2 separate regions of the Homo sapiens genome follow, and region 1 is linked to region 2. The links are chromatin loops, found by intact Hi-C in ENCODE. Cell type or tissue: PC-9. All regions are shown on one strand. Links, peaks and the distances in the headings refer to the core of each region. The heading gives the core; the rest is flanking DNA. Region 1 has its middle 5.7 kb from the start of SLC35F4. Region 2 overlaps CCDC198 (coiled-coil domain containing 198).

Evidence for each region. A loop is a pair of places that touch in the nucleus more often than their neighbours do. Peaks named below come from ENCODE experiments on the same cell type or tissue, not always from the same donor. Only the 100,000 strongest peaks of a DNase experiment are listed, where the experiment ranks them.
Region 1: a loop joins it to region 2, with 8 times the contacts of the local background. A loop is called at or near these places in 17 of 110 quality-filtered maps.

What each region holds. Positions count from the first base shown.
Region 1 is chr14:57,867,378-57,876,266 of GRCh38, forward strand. It overlaps a transcript of SLC35F4 not described here. Among named protein-coding and RNA genes, the nearest start is that of SLC35F4, 5.7 kb to the left of the region's middle. In PC-9, for the core only: CTCF peaks have their summits at 4,297 (motif pointing left) and 4,498; no DNase peak of the experiment used is centred there.
Region 2 is chr14:57,483,271-57,492,159 of GRCh38, forward strand. It overlaps CCDC198 (coiled-coil domain containing 198), which reads right to left. Exons shown (of 6, transcript NM_018168.4): 2 at 7,719-7,801. LOC105370519 (a long non-coding RNA gene) reads left to right here and starts at 7,765. Exons shown (of 5, transcript XR_007064194.1): 1 at 7,765-8,769. In PC-9, for the core only: a CTCF peak has its summit at 3,687 (motif pointing right); no DNase peak of the experiment used is centred there; H3K27me3 peaks cover 184 bases.

The sequences.
Region 1 (8,889 bases), core at 2,290-7,289, 380 kb after region 2:
AGCTTAGCACGGGATCTTGAGAGTGGAGTCAATCTGAGATTATTGTGGCTGGAAGGAGAGTTCATAAAGAAACCAATTTCCTCCTACACCTGTTTTCTGGGCTAGGAAAGATGGAAGGGTGGAAAGAGCTAAAAGGTCAAAAGGAACTAAAAGGAAAAACCAACACTAGTGCAGTGATGGGGAGCTAGCCATATAAAGCAAAAATGAAAGCGTTATGCCTTTACACCCCCCCCCACGTGAAATAATATTCAGCACACTTTTGTTAGTTTTATTATTTCTGTGGCAAAATTATATCAAATGCATGTATTGCACATGGTAAAATGTGTTCATCACATATAATTTTAAATGTCACTTTTGTTTGAAGTTTCTATGAAAGATAAATTTTCCAATATTACATATATTATATATTTTGATAATAGCCATCATAATCCATAGCACATTAATATATATATCAGTAAGAGAGAAATTAGGAAACAATTCAAGCAAAAACCTTCTGATGTAACAGGAATATATATGTATACACATACATACACACACACATATGCAGACTTAAAAACAAGTGGTTTTTCCCATTGCTTATAACTTATCTTGCCATAATTAATGTACTTAAATTATAAATAACAATTACCGTGTAAGTCATTACCTTCTTCCTGCTTTTGCTTTATTTTCATAAATCTCCATAGAAGTAGATAAAAATGTATTTAACTGGATCTGATCATTCATATAAACAGTAAATTCAGCATAAATTTAAATACTACAATGTAAACATACCCGCAAGAGTCTATGTTTTCTTTTGAAAAAGTAAAAATTTTCAGACTGACCTGGAAATAAATTTTAAAATAGCAAAGCACTTACAAATCTCTCTATAATCATCTGTAATAGGATGACCAAAATAGTAAATGCCAGCAAGTGCTATAATCTAGGCCACACTTTTAATGGAAGGAACTGAAATCCTACAATTATAAATTGATAAACAGTCAAAGGTAAATTTCTGCTAGTCATGAACACTCTTGGCATATATGATAAAAGATGTTTTAATCTTTCAATAGTCATTTTAGACGTTATTAACAATTTACAGAAATTATTTTGAAGAAAGGATAATTTTTTTTTTTTTTTGAGACAAAGTCTCACTCTGTCACCCAGGCTGGAGTGCAATGGTGCAATCTCGGCTCACTGCAACCTCCGCCTCCCGGGTTCAAGTGATTCTCATGCCTCAGCCTCCGGAGTAATTAGGACTACAGGCACCCGACACCACGCCCAGCTAATTTTTTTGTATTTTTAGTAGAGATGGGGTTTCACCATGTTGGCCAGACTGGTCTCGAACTCCTGACCTCAGGTGATTCACCAAAGTGCTGGGACTACAGGCATGAGCCACCGTGCCCGGCGGAAGGAAGGATAACTTTTAAAGCATTTTTATGTTTGCATGTTTAGTCTACCAGTTTTCACAAACCCAAATATTCAAATTTACAAACTATGAGTTGCAATGTATGCCTCAAATCTATTCTGAAAGAATAAAGAAAAGACACAACTTAATAAATGAAGATTGAAGGTCATTATTTGATTCATAAAATAGTTTATCATGATAGCCCTTCACATAGCCAGTTTCTCTAGTAGTTGTAAATTATAATTCGATTTGTTATAAAACAAAATTTGTTTTTTGTGCGCTCTTCAGGAATTTTTTAATGCATCAAGCAGAGGGTATCTATCTGTGATCCCAGATGAGTTTTGATATATGAGCCATATGGATTTTGATCATCTGATCAAATCAGATTAGCTATTTATACTAATTGAGTATACAATTAGGTATTCACGTGTTGTGGTTTTTTTTTTTTTTAAAAAAAGCCAAATCATTTGTAAAGTAGTTCATGGGATGATCACTTACAGTCCTTGTGTCTGATGCTAGAATAGCTATACCAAGTAATAACATTAAAACTAAATATGATCACTGGGTATAAATTTTATTCAAAGATAAGCAGTCTGAAAATACCATATCAGTCTATACACTTTGGAAGGGTTAGTAAAATAAAATCCATGGAATCTAGTCTTCTGTACTTTAATTAGCAGAAAGGGATCAGAAAATCTGGGCTTTAGTCGTCTTTTTATGGCAGGAATAAGACACCTAATCTTTCTATTCACCTATTTGAAGTTACCACTGAAAGATGCTGAAAGAAGGGGAAATGATCTTTTTCCCCTCTGGGAAATTAGTATATTTTACCTATCTCCTTGGGCTAAAAGTAACTTGGCTGCTTGGAAAGCCAAGAATCTTTAAGCTTTTATAGTCAAGGGCCAATGTTACTTTGTACAAACACCAGCACTGTTTACAAAGAGTTGACCCCAAGAAATTTAAACAGTGTTAGTGTTTAAAAGCATCTGGCTTCTAGCCAACCAGGTGATAAGAAATGGCACCTGAGAAAGAAAAAGCATGCTCTTAATATTCCATTTTCAGGGAAGTTGTTTTGAGTATTTAACTGCCAAGTCATCAGCCACCCCATTTGGAATGCTGACACAGCCTTTCTGTTTCAATAGTAGGCAATGGCAGACATTGCTAATTTACCTTTCAGCTCAAAGGGGCTGGGTGTCTGTATGAGAAGACAGGGCAGAGTCCACTCTTCATTGGCCTCAGGTGCCAGGCTGCATCCCAGGACTAATTTTGAGGCTCAACTCTTTGGAAAGGCACTGAACCTCTTTGGAGAAAGTCTTAAGTAATTTCAACATATATATTCAAATTTTAGAATTTGTCTATGATCTGTGTGTGTGTGTGTGTGTGTGTGTGTGTGTGTCTGTGTCTCTCCCTGTGTCTCCCTCTCTCTCGGTCTGTTTTTCTGTCTTTGTCTCTCTGAGTCTGTGTGTGTCTGTCTATCTCTCTGTATGTTTCTCTCTGTCTCTGTCTTTCTCTTTCTCCTTCTCCCTACAGCATTATACTGTACTCGGCAGTACAGCACAGTGGTTTAAAGCACGGACTTTGGAGCAGACTGCCAGGAGTCATTTCTGACCTCATCATTTTCTAGCTGCGTGACCTTGGGTAAATCTTTTGAAATCTCTATGACTCAATTTTCTCATCTCTAAAATAGAAATATACACCTATATAGTGGAACTATCATGAGAAATAAATGAGTTTATACCCATAAAGATCTTATAACTGTGACTGGCATATAGTAAGCATCATATATATTAGCTATCAGTACTATTTTTATGCAGACATAGAACGCTTTGAGCTTCAGTTTCCTCCTCTGTAAAATGGGCTCATACTCTCTATTTCATAGTATTGCTGTGATGGTTAAGTGAGATCACATATTAAAATATTTTACGAAGGCCTGGCACATCGTGGGTACACAATAAATATTAATTTTCTTCTCCTAGCCCTGCCCCTGCTCTGTCCATTGTTTTTTACTGAAGTTGATTTACACTTTCACTCTCCATTCACACTCTTGGAGCTTCACTGTGGCAATTGCTTTTACAGGTCTCCTTTAATTCTTTCAACCATGGGTAATGATCACGTGAGGCAGACCTTGTGTGCCAATGGAATAAGTGGCTTCAGAAGTTCAGTGCTTTGCAGAAAGAGAAGCTGCTCAAGATCAGCAGCTCTTCTTGTCCTTTAAGGAAGCATGAGCACAGGAAGAGTTTACTTCATACTAGGAAAGGGACCGAGGCTGTTAATCCCCAGGTGTGGGAGGCACTCAGGTCCTGCTTGGTGAAGTGGAGCAGCCTCAGAGGGATCATAGTGTGATGCCCCATGGGAGGCAGGCCCATTAGCCATTAGGCTTCCCAGCTTCAGCAGATATTCTGGTGCCTCCCAGCTTGTCCAGAAGCAGCAGAGTCCCCAGCCCCAGAGGGATCACATGTGGGCTTGACTATTGCACATTTCAGCAGTGCCCAGTGGACTGAAGATCAGACCTCCTTGATGCTGAGCTAAGCCAAAGATCTCCCCTGACTGCATAACTCTGCAGCAGGGGAGCCCCAACAAGACTGAGATTGCATTTCCCACTATTTTTATGAGGAATAGGGACTCAGAGTAAGATTTACAGTAATTTAAAGCAAATAAAGATTTTTTTAAACCCTTTTGAACAGCTGTGTTGGTGGTTATACATTCAAACCTGCTACATATTCATTTTACAAATAAGCCTTTCTGTAATTTAAACGTCTAAAAATGCCATGCACACCACAGCCTCAAACCTGCTGCATATTACTTGTCACACAAGCTTTCTGTAACATTAACTGCTAAAAATGCCAACCCTGCTGTGGTAGTCATTGTTACTGTTTGCCAAATAGTCATGGTTCTCCCCCATTTTAGGCATACCACAGGACTGCACTTCCTGCCCCCTTGTGGTTGTAGTGGGGCTGTGTGACTAATTCTGGTTGTGAACAAAAAAGCAATTATCATCTCAGTCAGAGCTAATACTAGACACTCAAGGGTTTTCTCTTTTTCCCTCTGGCCCCATGACCATCAGCATTCAGGATGACTCTGATACATACAAAGTAAAGTTACTAAAAACTGTAATTGAAGAGTTTTAATTCCTTCCATAAATACTGCATTTAATTTTCAAGTTCTATTCTCTTCGTCCTTTGTTTTCCAAAGACATACTATGTATGTCTAAGATCACTAGTTCTTGAAGCAATTCATCAACAAATCATAGAGAAGACAAAACAAATTGTTGGAAAGAAACATTATGAGTGGCACAGAGAACCAGAGAGAACACAAAATTTGAAACTCGTTAGAATGCATCCATAAAACACAGACTCCAGAATACACGTTCAATACATCCACATCTTGAATGAGTACTATTGCCAAAAGCAATTTCAGAAATGACTTTGTCTTTAATTTCAAGAACTATTAATCTGCAGGAAATATATTCACAAGGTTTTATTTCATCATTATTTTCAGTATCTGTGATTCCCATCAGTAGAACTTGCTTTTTAAATGCCCTGAAATAATACAGAGGTACCAAAGTGGACATTCATCCTTTTTTTTTTTTAGTACCCAGCTGATGTGAGAGGAGGCTCCTGACAGAAAGAGCATACATTTCAAGAGAGAAGCTAAAAAGATCGCACCAAATAACTTTTATGCTCCAATTCATTTTCTTTTGTCTCACCTTTGCAGTGACCACCCTGTATGGATTGTCATTGATTCACCTAGACACAGCCTGACAGCACCTCACCTCATGCCAATGCTGGGCACCTCTAACCTCCTGCACCAGCATTTCCTTGTTGGTGCTGAGACATGAAAATGCATTTGCTTGGCTCAAGCACGTACAACCTGAAAGTGCAGGGGACAGATGTAACACTGGGCAAACCTGTGACAATGGGAAACAGGAGCTAGGGTATAAATTCTCCATTCCATTCTGAATGGACTTCCCTGAGAAGCTGTCACTTTTGCAGCCTCTTGCCCACAAGATCGTGCAACTAGTCAGACTGCTCAGTCTTCATGCTAAACTATGGTCAGCTCAGTCACATGCCCTCATATGTATACACCAGTACATAAAACCCTGCCTCTGCCTCAGGCTCTCTTTTCTGAAGAGCTCAGGTTAAGATGCCAATTTTCCCAGTCTCCTCACTTGGTCACTGGCACATACCCCTGCTCCACCAATCACAGCATCCATTCCAAATTTTGAATGGGAAGCCAAGTGGAGAAATCCTGGGCCATGTCTGCAATGGATATCAGCAGCTGTAACAGTAGTTGCAGCCACATTTTCCATTGTCCGTTTCAGTGATACGGGCTGTATAAACCTCAAGTTAAATATTTCCATTGTGGAAATTATGGGTTTGATTCTCCCCTGTAATCCATAAATGTATAACAGAACTTCGTATGTCCCCCTGGCTACCCCATAGCATTATCCCACGAAGGGTCAATTGCATTATAGTCTATCTTGCTGGCACCTCTCCAGTTGTGCTGTGAAAAAAACAAAGTCCTCTTCTGAACGCCAAGGGGGAAAAGAGCCTCAAGTAACATTTAAAGTCTCTACTAGTTCCATATTCCTATGCCACCCAGGTATTCATCATAGCATCACTGGTAATAATAAAATAATGTAATCAACTCAAATGTCCCAAAAATAGGAAAATGGTTTAGTAAATCACAATGTATCCATTGGGTAGAATACACTTTAGATATTAAAATTATGGCTATTGCTATGAAGACTACAAAGTGATGAGAAAAATCCTATGTTCTAATATTAAGTGGTGAAAAAAATCAGAATTCTAGATTGTATACGGATGTCTACTACAATTACATATTTTTTAATGCAGGGGGAAAATAGTTAAGATACTCAAAATTCAAAAAATGGTGATAAGAGGAGTGAAATTATAAGTAATCTTCCATTTTCCAAGTGTTCTGAAATATAATTTGCTAATATTAAAGTGAATACAAACACACACACACACACACATGACAAACCCTGAAACCCTTTCCCAGATCTTTATTCTCCAGCATGGCTTGTTTTATGTGCAATGTGCTGGAGTGTGCCGCCTGCCTGCACACCATCTTTTTAGCAATCGCAATTATCTCCTTTCCATGGAATGTGATGAAGCCTGACTAAAGGTCTCTAATTCTTCTGTCTTTCCATGTTCTCATAAATAATAAAACAGGGCTCCATGACAACAAGCACATAAAAAGTTTTGTAAAATCTCAAAGTAGCCCTAAAATGTTTACATTCTTAAGCTAATAAAGTGCTCTAAGTACAGTTATTTGGACATCAGTATTACTTGCTTCTATGCAGTGGAGCCAAGTGATAAGAACATCCATGCTTGGACAGTCCCTACAAATGCATCTTCATCTGACTACTACTACTCCTCCCTCAGCTGTTTCAAAAGGATTTTCTTCTCTGGGAAGGCTTCTCTGCTAACCCCATCCTCCTTCCTGGAGGAGCCAGGTATTTGCTCCATAATAGCTCTTTCCCTGCTGTGTAATCTTCTCGACAGTGCATACTTAAGTTCCTCAAAGGTGGTGACTGCATTTTGTTCACCAAGGTATGACCAGTGCTTCTCAGAGTACCTGTCACATACCAGGCAATCAAAACACATTAAAGGTTGAAGAAATCATTGTAACAAACAAAAGTTTTCATCAGAAGCCTAGGATCACTTTCTCAAAGTACGAGCAAGGCACAAACACTCAAGATAGGTTGACTTGTCTCAGGACCAGAAATGTAATAACTTGCCCAGTGCAAAGTTTACAAAGAAGGAAACTGAGGCTAGAGGGCTAAACAGATGGTTCAGAGGCCCCTCGATGAGTCTCTGGAAGCCCTTCTCACTCTCAGTGGATCATCTTTCCCCTGACCCTGTGCAATGCCATCTTCGGCTATGTGGCTTTCTAACTGCTCCTTATGTGCAATCAAATCAAATCTACTCATGTTGCCATCCCTCCCCACCACCTTTCCAAATCAGACCATATGCTTCTCTTCTTATCCTTCTTTCTGTCTTCCTCTGGCTGAGCCCTGGGCTTGGTAGACAGAAGGAATGCCCATCAAGGGTTCTGTTAAATTTAAATCCAAGACGATGTCTATTTTCCAAAGTTTGTGTGAGTTATGTTTCTGGTGTAATCAGTAACTGACTACTTATCCAATCTGTCAACTGTTACTCCTAATCTTTTGGAAGAGGCAGTGGAATAAATAAATAAATAAATAAATAAATAAATGATTTCATGGTGTCTTTAGATAAGAGTAAATGGATGGAATTATATATTTTTTCTTATTATGGAATTGACATTGTCAACATTCACTGCCATTCATAGCATGGGCTCAATTTGATAAATCTTTTGTGAATTATAATTAATTTAGAGATTTGAATCTCCTCTTTATGTGTAATCTCCTACTGAAATATTCAGGAGACTTGTTTACTTGTTTCTTCATTGGTTCAGGTAAAGAAATCATCAGCTGGGCATGCAAAGGTGATAAGCACATGCTATCTTCTTTCTTTTTCTCTAATTTCCTTCCTTTCTTCATCCTACTCTGCTCTGAAATTCACTAGGACTTACTACCACGGCAGTAACGTCAAAATAGTAGTGTTATTGTCTAGCTTTTACTGCATACCAAACAACTCCAAACCTTAGTGGCTTAAAATAACAACCATTTATTACTTCTCATGAACTATTAGTCACTTGCATGGTTCTACTAATCTGGCCAGGCTTGGTTGATCCTGGATGGGCTTGCTTATGCATTTGTGGTCAGCAGGTAGATCAGCTGGGGACTGAATAGGATAGGCTCTTTCACACGTCTAGTGGATGGGAGATTGGGATAACTGGGCCACATATCTCATGACCCAGCAGTTCAGTCCAGGCTTATTCATGACAGCAGCAAAATTCCAAGAGTAAGAGTTAAGAATGCAAAGCCTCTTGAGGCCTAGACTCAGAACTTGCTTCTTTCATATTCTATTGGCCAAAGTAAGTTGCAGGTTAACTCAGATTGATTAGGTGGAGAAATGGATTCTGCCTCGTGGTGAGATTGCTGCAAACAATTGTGGCCATTCTTGGATTCTGCTACATCCAACTAATGTAAATCAATGCCAATGTTGTTAAGCAGATTGATCAGAGACTTGATGAGAATGTCCTTTCTGCAGAATGTGTCTTTTGATAGAATTCCTGGGTTCTAGATTAGCAAAGCAATCTTCCAACCATGGGTTAACAGAAGCAATGTGGAAGTAACTTCATTAAGCAAAATCTGGCATTAAAAGGTTACCTGCAACAACGAGATTTGGTCTGAATAGAAACTGCAACCTTTTGCATGACATGTAATTCCAAACCTTTTGACTTCAAAATGGGGAGGAAGGAGTCAGACACCCACACATGCTGGGTCTGCATAATGTTGGTACAATCAGACATAGAACAAAGCAATGCAGTAAGTTTCACATAGCAGGGCTGTTCCCACAACCAAGATGAAAAGGGAAACCTGTAAAGTTACGGCA
Region 2 (8,889 bases), core at 1,489-6,488:
ACAGGAAAGGTGATTCTAACAGCATTACAGTTATATTGGTACAAAGGGCTTTTCAACCTATCTGGGTTCTTTATTATTCTAGTGCACTGTCGACAGTGCCTTATTGATCTAAGTGTTGGTCAGAGAGTTAGGAGACTAAGATACTCTTCTGTCTGCATTAAGGGACCATGTCCAAAGTTATCAAACCACCAGGATCTTAGAATATTAGAGATAAAAGAGGCGCTAGGAATTTATTTTATTTCACACATCCCTTAGGTACCCAGCTGAACTATTCCAGCCCTTAGGGAAGCAATCTGTTTTTAAGATCTCTAGAGAAGCTCCTTAGTAGTAATCACTGGTGATTATGAGACACATTTAAAATGAAACTGCAGTGTGCTAACACATTTTAGAGATGTCCTTTTCTAGCAGGGGCTTGGCTTGATAGGGGAGATCATGTTGGCATTTCAGGGGGTCACTAAGACTGGGCAGCAATTCATGTCAACCGGTCTGCCTCCAGCCGGATCTTGATCACTGAGAAGTGATCAAGCAGGTTTGGGAGACAAAGTCTGGTCTCTTGACATTGACATGCAATGGGGAACGTGGAGGGCCACAGAGTTTATGTGTTCCTTCAGTGACTACTTAATGACTGCTACATGCCAGACATGGGGATGCAACGGTCACCAAAAGTGGATGTGGCCCCTCATGGAGCTTACAATCTATGCATAATAGATGTACATTTGCTTGTGTGATTATTCAAGTGATAATTACACTGCAGGGCAGAAAAAACCTGCAGGGCAGAAAAAATCTGCAGGGCAGAACTATGACACTACATAACTGAAGGACTCCACCTGAAAAACAGGGTGTGTTAGGGGTTGAATTGTGCCTCCCCACAAAATTCATATGTTGAAGCCCTAGCCCTCCATACCTCAGAATCGGAACTTATTTGGAAATAGGGTCATTGCAGATATAATTAGTTAAGATGAAGTCATGCTGGAGTAGGGCAAGCCCCTAATTCAATATGATAACGTCCTCATTAAAAAGGGGAAATCTGGACACAGACACACACACAGGCAGGACACGATGTGAAGATGAAGAGAGAGGTTGGGGCGATGGTTCTTCAAGCCAATGAACAGCACCCAAGAGTGCCAGAAAACTACCTAAAGCTAGGAGAGAGTCGTGGAACAGATCTTCCTCACAGGCCTCACAGGGAACCAACCCTATGGACACCTTGATCTCAGTCTTCTAGCAAACTAAGGCAGGAGGGAAAGGGCTAGGGAGGCAGTTCAAGAAAGTGCCTTAAGGTAGTACCTTTTTAGTAGAAATTGGAAGATTGGGAGTTTTTAAGGGACTAAGTTGTGCCATAGCCCTGAGGTGGGGAGTGATCATGATCTCTTGAAGGAATGGAAAGAAATTGGTTGGCTGCAGTTTACAGTAAGTGAAACAGCAGCTTGGAATGAGCTGAGAGGTGAGGCAGGGGCCAGGTCATGCAGGGCCTGACAGGCCATTAAGATAGTGGTCCCTTAAGAGCAATGAGAAGACACTGACATGCGTTAAGCAAAGGAGTGACACGAGTACATTTGCTTTTTAAAAAGGGTCATGCTGGCTGCAGTGTGGAAACTAGGAAGGAATAATTATGGATGTGGAGAGATCAGCTAAGAGGACAAAGATGATGGGCTGGGGTTGAGAGAGGGAAATTGATGAGCTCTACAAATGTTTAAAGCTGACCAAACAAGATTCATTATGGTTAGTAAAGGGGAGTAGAGTCCACAGTACAATGAATGGAGGGTGTTATCATACCCTGTGATGGGCAATCCAGAGGAAGACCTAGTTTGGGTAGGATGTAGAAGGAAAATACAAATTTGGTGTGCAATAGATTGAGTTTGAGACACCTTTAAGACAGGCCAGTGTAGATGTTGAGTTATACAGGGAGCTTGGGAGGAGAGGTCTGTGCTGGAGATTTTGGGGAATAATCCCAGAGTAGAGCATGAGTGAAGCCCAGGTCATGGGCAAGGTCAGGAGTGAGAAGAGAAGAGCCAACAACTGCAGACTCCAGGAGTTCCAGTGGTGAGGCTGGTGCCCAGGAATAAGCTGGCCAAGGAGACTGGGAAGTGATGGCTCAAGAAGTAGGAGGAAAACCATGAGGACATCATGCTGCTGCAAAGAGTGTGAGCCCTACTCCCACCTTAGTCCAACGCTGAAGGCACATGCTAATTTACTTTAAAATGGTTTAGTTTTAGTGTGATTTGTTGCATTATTAAGGGGGTAGATTTGGAAGTTAACTTGGCTTTCAAGGTGACCAGAATAAAAAGAGAGAGTGGAACCACGGAAGATAGATACTGGATATTCAGCACTTGTAATGGGGAGCATGACCTGGGTTCCCCACTACTTCCCTGTACAACCACTTCTAGGTCCCTGGTCCTGGACTGGAGAGCACCCAGCAGTCCTTTCTGCTGGAGCAGCCCAAAGTAGACCTGGTAAGGAAGAGAAGAAGGGCAAAGGATGTGGAGACAAAGAAGAGACAACAAGGGGGAAGAGCTCATCTTTGTGTTAGATATATACCAGATAGTAATTTGCATTTGTGGTGGGAAGTGGTTCTCTGTTCCATTCTCACCTCAGAGGAGGAAGTGGGTCTTTTAACATAACTTAGCAAAGATGTAATGAGAGGAGATCAATCCTAGTAAGAGGAGTTTGTCTGTTCCCTGAGTCTTAACTCTGCAGGACATGAAGATGCAAAGCAAATGGGACCTGCTGGCACAAGAGGCAGCTTCTGATCAAGTCAGAACCCTGCAAGAAAAGGGGAAGGAGAAGAAGGGGAGGGGAGGCCAAGGGAGAGGAGCCCCTCAAGGCACCTATGGGAGGAAGAATCAGGAATGACTGAAGGGGGATTTCTGGAAGCTGGGGAGAACAAATATTTGTGCCATCCTCTGGACATGGAGAGTGTTCAGGATTTGGTTCTTTCTCATTAGGCCTATATGCCTTCGCAGCCATTACTGCACGCCATGCCCAGGGTTATAAATATGTAATCTCATTCAATCTTCATGTGAACTCCGTGGATAATTACGAAGATTCCCCATTTCAGACAGGTTGCTGACTTGTCCAAGGTTGAACAGCTAGAAAGTGGCATCTCCAGGATTTAAGCGCAAGTGTGTCCAGCTCCAAATCTAAAGCTCTTTTCTGCACTATATGTTATCCAAAATGGCTTATCATCAGACTTTTCCGGGATTAAAAAAAAAAAAAGAAATTCTTGGCCCCTTCACTAGAGATTGAGATTCAACAGGTCTGGGGTATGTCCTGGAAATAAATATTTTCAAAACTCTCCCAGGGATTCTGATGATTTCTTTCTAGGTTGGGGGCCATTGACTTCCACATTGCCTTAAGTGAATAAAGGAACGACATCATAATAGACTACGGAGGATTTTTTTATGTGGAATATTTTTGAAAAATTGAGTCTGAAGAAGCCAAGAATTTTTAGTTTTATTAAACTAATCTATCCATAAATTCATGGACCAAGTTTTTGCTTTGATAGTATAAATATGTAGTTTCACAGATCTCTTTCTTCCATTTTCAGCCTTTCTATTTAAACACACAATTCTAATAAGGGTTCAGTGGTAGATATCTTCAAGAACTCTCTCCAGGTTGAGTTTCTCCCTGGCGTTTGAAAAGAGCCCAAGGAATCACACTATTCCTTCACAAAAGCCACTAGATGGCAGCAACTAACATTGCACCTGGGATCTCTTCATTAAATCCTTTGCCACTTGATTTGAGAAGCACTGCAGAAAATTGTTGGTGAAATTGGCTTCTGCTAAATTAACCAGTCAGATGAAATTGCCTCAGAATTCTGGGTTTGTGTGCATGTTCCTTTTCCCTGCCCAGGAAGTGAGATGCCTCACTTCATCATCTTCAAAGAGAACACAATGGAAGGAACTACCAGAGAATCGGTTAGAATGACACCTTATTTTCACTTTATAATGTAAGTATCATTTGTCTAAAGACTTCTGGATTATTTGACTTCTCAAACAAAACAAATGATCAGCATAATCAGTTGAAGCGTCTGCTAGGAGATTTGGGAATCTGGTGAAGGGCCAGGGGACTCAAGAGTGCTGATATGGGGGTTGCAATGTCAATTGATTGGTCAGGGTGGGTCTTATAGGGACAGTGAGATTTGAACAAATATTTGAAGATGAGGGAGTTATCCAAGGAGATCATCTGAGGACACACTATATGTGTGGGGGAAACACCTCCAATTTAAGCTAGACCTGAAATGGTTGGATAAGAAGGTGATCAGGCCAGAGGGGACAGTGCTAATCAACTCCTCAATAAAAAGGCCCATTTGATTCGGAGTTCCCTGGCAGAGGCTCTCAAAGCCTCTCAGCTCCAGGCTGGATAACGCTAGTTCATGACTTGCTCTTTATTTGAGGAGTAGATGTTTAGGAAGTAGAAGGTGCCAAAAATATATCTCAAATAATTTAGCATACAATTAGATTTGGTTTAATAATTTAAAATAATTTTAGAATTTTCTTTGGCAGAAATTAGGCTATTAATTAGCATGTCATGAGGACCCAGCATGTATTATTCTCTCAAAAACTCATTTGTGCTGGAAAATGTGCTGAGCTTCATTTGTGAAGATAATTATAGCTGATCTCTTTGGGAGTGTCTGCCAAGTTTCTAGTGATTTCCCTCCTCTCTGGGAGCTGACTTCAGAGTCTACAGGGGAGATGACTCTGCCCACATATCTACTGCATGAGCATATCCTCTGGCCATAGCTCATTGGACCAGAGCTGAAATCATGAGCAAAGCTGAGCCGATATCCTTTCTCCTAGGAATCTGGAATTGGAGTCAAAAAGGCCAATCTGTCCATTTGACTGGAACTGTAAGATACAAGCTCAGGGTGGCCATATTTCATTGTGTACCTGAAGAACAGAAAAAACTGATCTTTGGGGAGAAAGAGTATAGCAAATGCACAGAGAAGAACTTAGGGATTGAGAGAGCTCTGCATTTCAGGTTGCAAGGTATAATTCTTCCCTGAAGCTTAGGTGTCTCCCAGATCTTTGGTTCAATAAAACATTCCTATATCCTTTGATTAATCATGTTAGTTATTTTTGCTAGTCAATGAGACTTCTAATACAGTCATGTTACAGTGATGGTACAGACTTCTAATACAGTGATTACAGGTCTGCAGTAGCAGGGAGTGCACTTTGAGTGCTTTATCCCCCCTCCAGCAGGGATGATGGGTCTCACTGTCATTCATTTACTCATTCATTTTACTCACAAACCTTTGTGGATCTCATATTAAGTATTAATGGCTGAAGACATAAGATTGAATAAGACATAGTCTTTGCAACCTACAGAATGGGAGAAAATTTTTGCAGTCTATCCATCTGACAAAGGTTTAATATCCAGAGTCTGCAAGGAACTTAAACAAATTTACAAGGAAAAAACAAACAACCCCATTAAAAAGTGGGCAAAGGACATGAACAGACACTTCTCAAAAGAAGACATGCATACAGTCAACAAACATGAAAAAAGCTCAACATCACTGATCATTAGAGAAATGCAAATCAAAACCACAATGAGATACCACCTCACACCAATCAGAATGGCTATATTAAAAAGCCAAAAAACAACAGATGCTGGAGAGGTTGCGGAGAAAAAGGAATGCTTTTACACTGTTAGTGGGAGTGTAAATTAGTTCAACCATTGTGGAAGACAGTGTGGTGATTCCTCAAAGACCTAGAGGCAGAAATACCATTTGACCCAGCAATCCCGTTACTGGGTATATACCCAAAGGAATATAAATCATTCTATTATAAAGATACATCGATGCATATGTTAATTGCAGCACTGTTCACAATAGCAAAGACATGGAATCAACCTACATGCCCACCAGTGATAAACTGGATAAAGAAAATGTAGTACATATACACCATGGAATACTATGCAGCCACAAAAAGGAACGAGATCATGTTCTTTGCAGGGACATGGATGGAGTTAGAAGCCATTATCCTCAGCAAAACTAACTCAGGAACAGAAAACCAAACACTACATGTTCTCACTTATAAGTGGGAGCTGAACAATGAGAACATATGGACACAGGGAGGGGAACAACACACACTGGGGCCTGTCAGGGTTGGTGGAGAGGGAGAGCATCAGGAAGAACAGCTAATGAATACTGAGCTTAATAGCTAGGTGATGGGATGATCTGTGCAGCAAATCACCGTGGCACTTATTTACTTTTATAACAAACCTACACATCCTGCACCTGTACCCCTGAACTTAAAAGTTGAAGAAAAAAAAGGCACAGTCTTTGCACTGAAATAATTCATTTGTCTTGATTCTTTGTTTTTAAGATGGTTGGTTAGGGTGTGTGTGTATGGGGGTGGTGGTGCAGTGTTTGACTCTGAAATACCAATGTTCTCTTTTTGACCTTGTTTGACTATTGAGAAAATCAAAACCTAACCTCCTTTGTTTAGGACTGATAGATATAAAAAGTACTTGTGAGCTATAAAGTACTAGACAAATATTTTTTACTAGAGTAATATCTTCTATTTGAACTAATCAGCTTAGAGGCTTCACAGAAACATGTATTAAACTCATCCTTTGAAAGGAAGTATTTGATTTAGGAATAAAACACATTTTAAACTGCCCTGTTTACCTAGAGGATTTGTAAAAACTTGTAAATTAGATATTAATTTGTTATATTTCATTTTATTTTTCTTTATCTAAATAATGATTTTATAGTTTCTAATATTTTGGGAAAAGATACTCTTTTGAGACAAAATGATACAATCACTTCAAATAATGGCTGTGAGCTTCTGCAGAAGACAGGTAAATAAAAACCAACTGAAACAGAAATAATCCCCAACAAATGAGCTCCAGTACCCCTGGGATTGGTCCAGGCATCTGGGTGAATTGTGTAGCAGGTGGGATTTGGCTTCAAATGTCAGTGATAGATCCTGCTCACAAGAGAGCCCCAAACCCTCCTTCCAATGATGCTCATTTTCAAGGACCACTCCAATCTACCCATTCCCTTTCTAGGTTGAGAGTTCTTAAAATGTATAGCTAGCTGCAGAGAACCCATTAAATATTTATTGGGGTGAATGCGTTTAAAGCTCTTGCTTTGCTTCCTTGGAATCCAGTGTCCCGAATTTAAACAACCAGTTAACATCTAGAACAATAAAAGGTTAAAGATAGAAGGACTATAGAAATTACTTATGCTGACAGTTAAGAGTACAGACTTTGGAGACCTGGTTGATATCTGGCCTCTGTGAGTCTTTGGGGGTAGTTACTGAACTCTCTGACTAGCATGTATAAAACAAAGATAATTCTTCCTTTTTCATAGGTGGCTAAGAAGATTAAATGAATGACATAGATTGAATTGCCTAGTATAGTATCTGACTTGTAGTAGGGTGTAATTAAATAGTAGTAGCTGTTATTATTTATTACAAGTTGTTTTCCCATAGTCACCCAACTAATCAGTGCTAGATTCAAGCCTCTTGAATTCCATGGTATCTATGTCCTTGCTACTAGCTTCTTTCGGTGGCTGGTCTTAAAAGCGAAATCATTGCTAAAGGAAATCTTAAAGTAATAGAGTATTTGCGATTGATGACATTTTTCTTTAAGAACATTCTCATTAATAGCTTGGTCCTTATCAATATCCCTCTTTGATGATTATAGTTTAAAAAGGGATGTTACCATTTTATCCAAGAAATTCCTTATGAAGCCTTTTAAATTCATCTTACTTGAAGTCTTTGGGGTGGATGCCTTTTAATAATACTTGTTTCTCTGTGTTCCAGTGGGATGTCAAAATACATGTCTCTGGATGCTTGAAGGATTGGGGAAGAAACAGGAATAAAACATTAAATATAATTTACTATTAAATCAGGCAATCATTAGTTACTAGACTTTGTCAACACAATTTTGTACCTTTTCAGTTATATATGTCTAACCTGTGGGTTGAATGTGGAGATGAAACACAGAAAGCAGGGAACCTACATTAGTGCACATGACACTATTTTAGTCTGGACCCAGGATTTAATATCTGCTCTCCTAACTTCCTACTCAGGTTCATACTTAGGGGGAGAGTTACAAAATTACCAATATGTTGACTGCAAATATTTTTCAAACAGAATTTGGCCTGGAAAATAGAAATTTATTGACTTATTTTAATTCCATAAAATCTCCTCCCTGAAATATAAGACATCAGAAAAATATATAACTTTAAAAAATGAAAACAATCTTCTTAGATGAAATAGATGATAGATAGATAGGTGATTATACAGAGATGAGAAAGAAATGGAGTACGTGTGAACACAATTCAATAGCCCCTTTAGTGAAAAAAATTTCCACAGGTTGCCACTGTAATACAGCATATCAATATTCTTTCCTGATGAAACAAGCTGGGGATACAGAGTTAAGCCTCTATTAGGAAACAGAGAGGCTCAACAGATCCATTATGGATTTTATTTTCCAGCTTGATTATCCTGAGCTCTTGGGAGTGCTACCATGACCAGCGCTGCATGAATGAAGTTCTTGTCCTTCCCTTTTAACAATCTGGACACATTCTGACTTCTAGATTGTTTCATAGACTATTTTACAGTCCCACTTTGCATTTTAAATGGAAAAATCCCTGGGTAATTATGCATCTCTCTCCTTAAGACATGTGAATAACCACTTCAAGGACTTTGTTCTCTCTAACTTTTAGTGGGATGGAAACTATGTCCTTATTTTCTTTTGAAAAGATGCCAGCATATTGAGCAGGATGGAAACAACAAACATACTGGATTTAACAATGTAAGTATTTTCAGCTATTTTTTCAGAAGGCTTACTAATCCTTATTTTTTTTATTTTAGTGACATTACTCCATTATTTAATTAGATTTTCCTCAACTGGCATAGGCTGTGTCAGGCATTT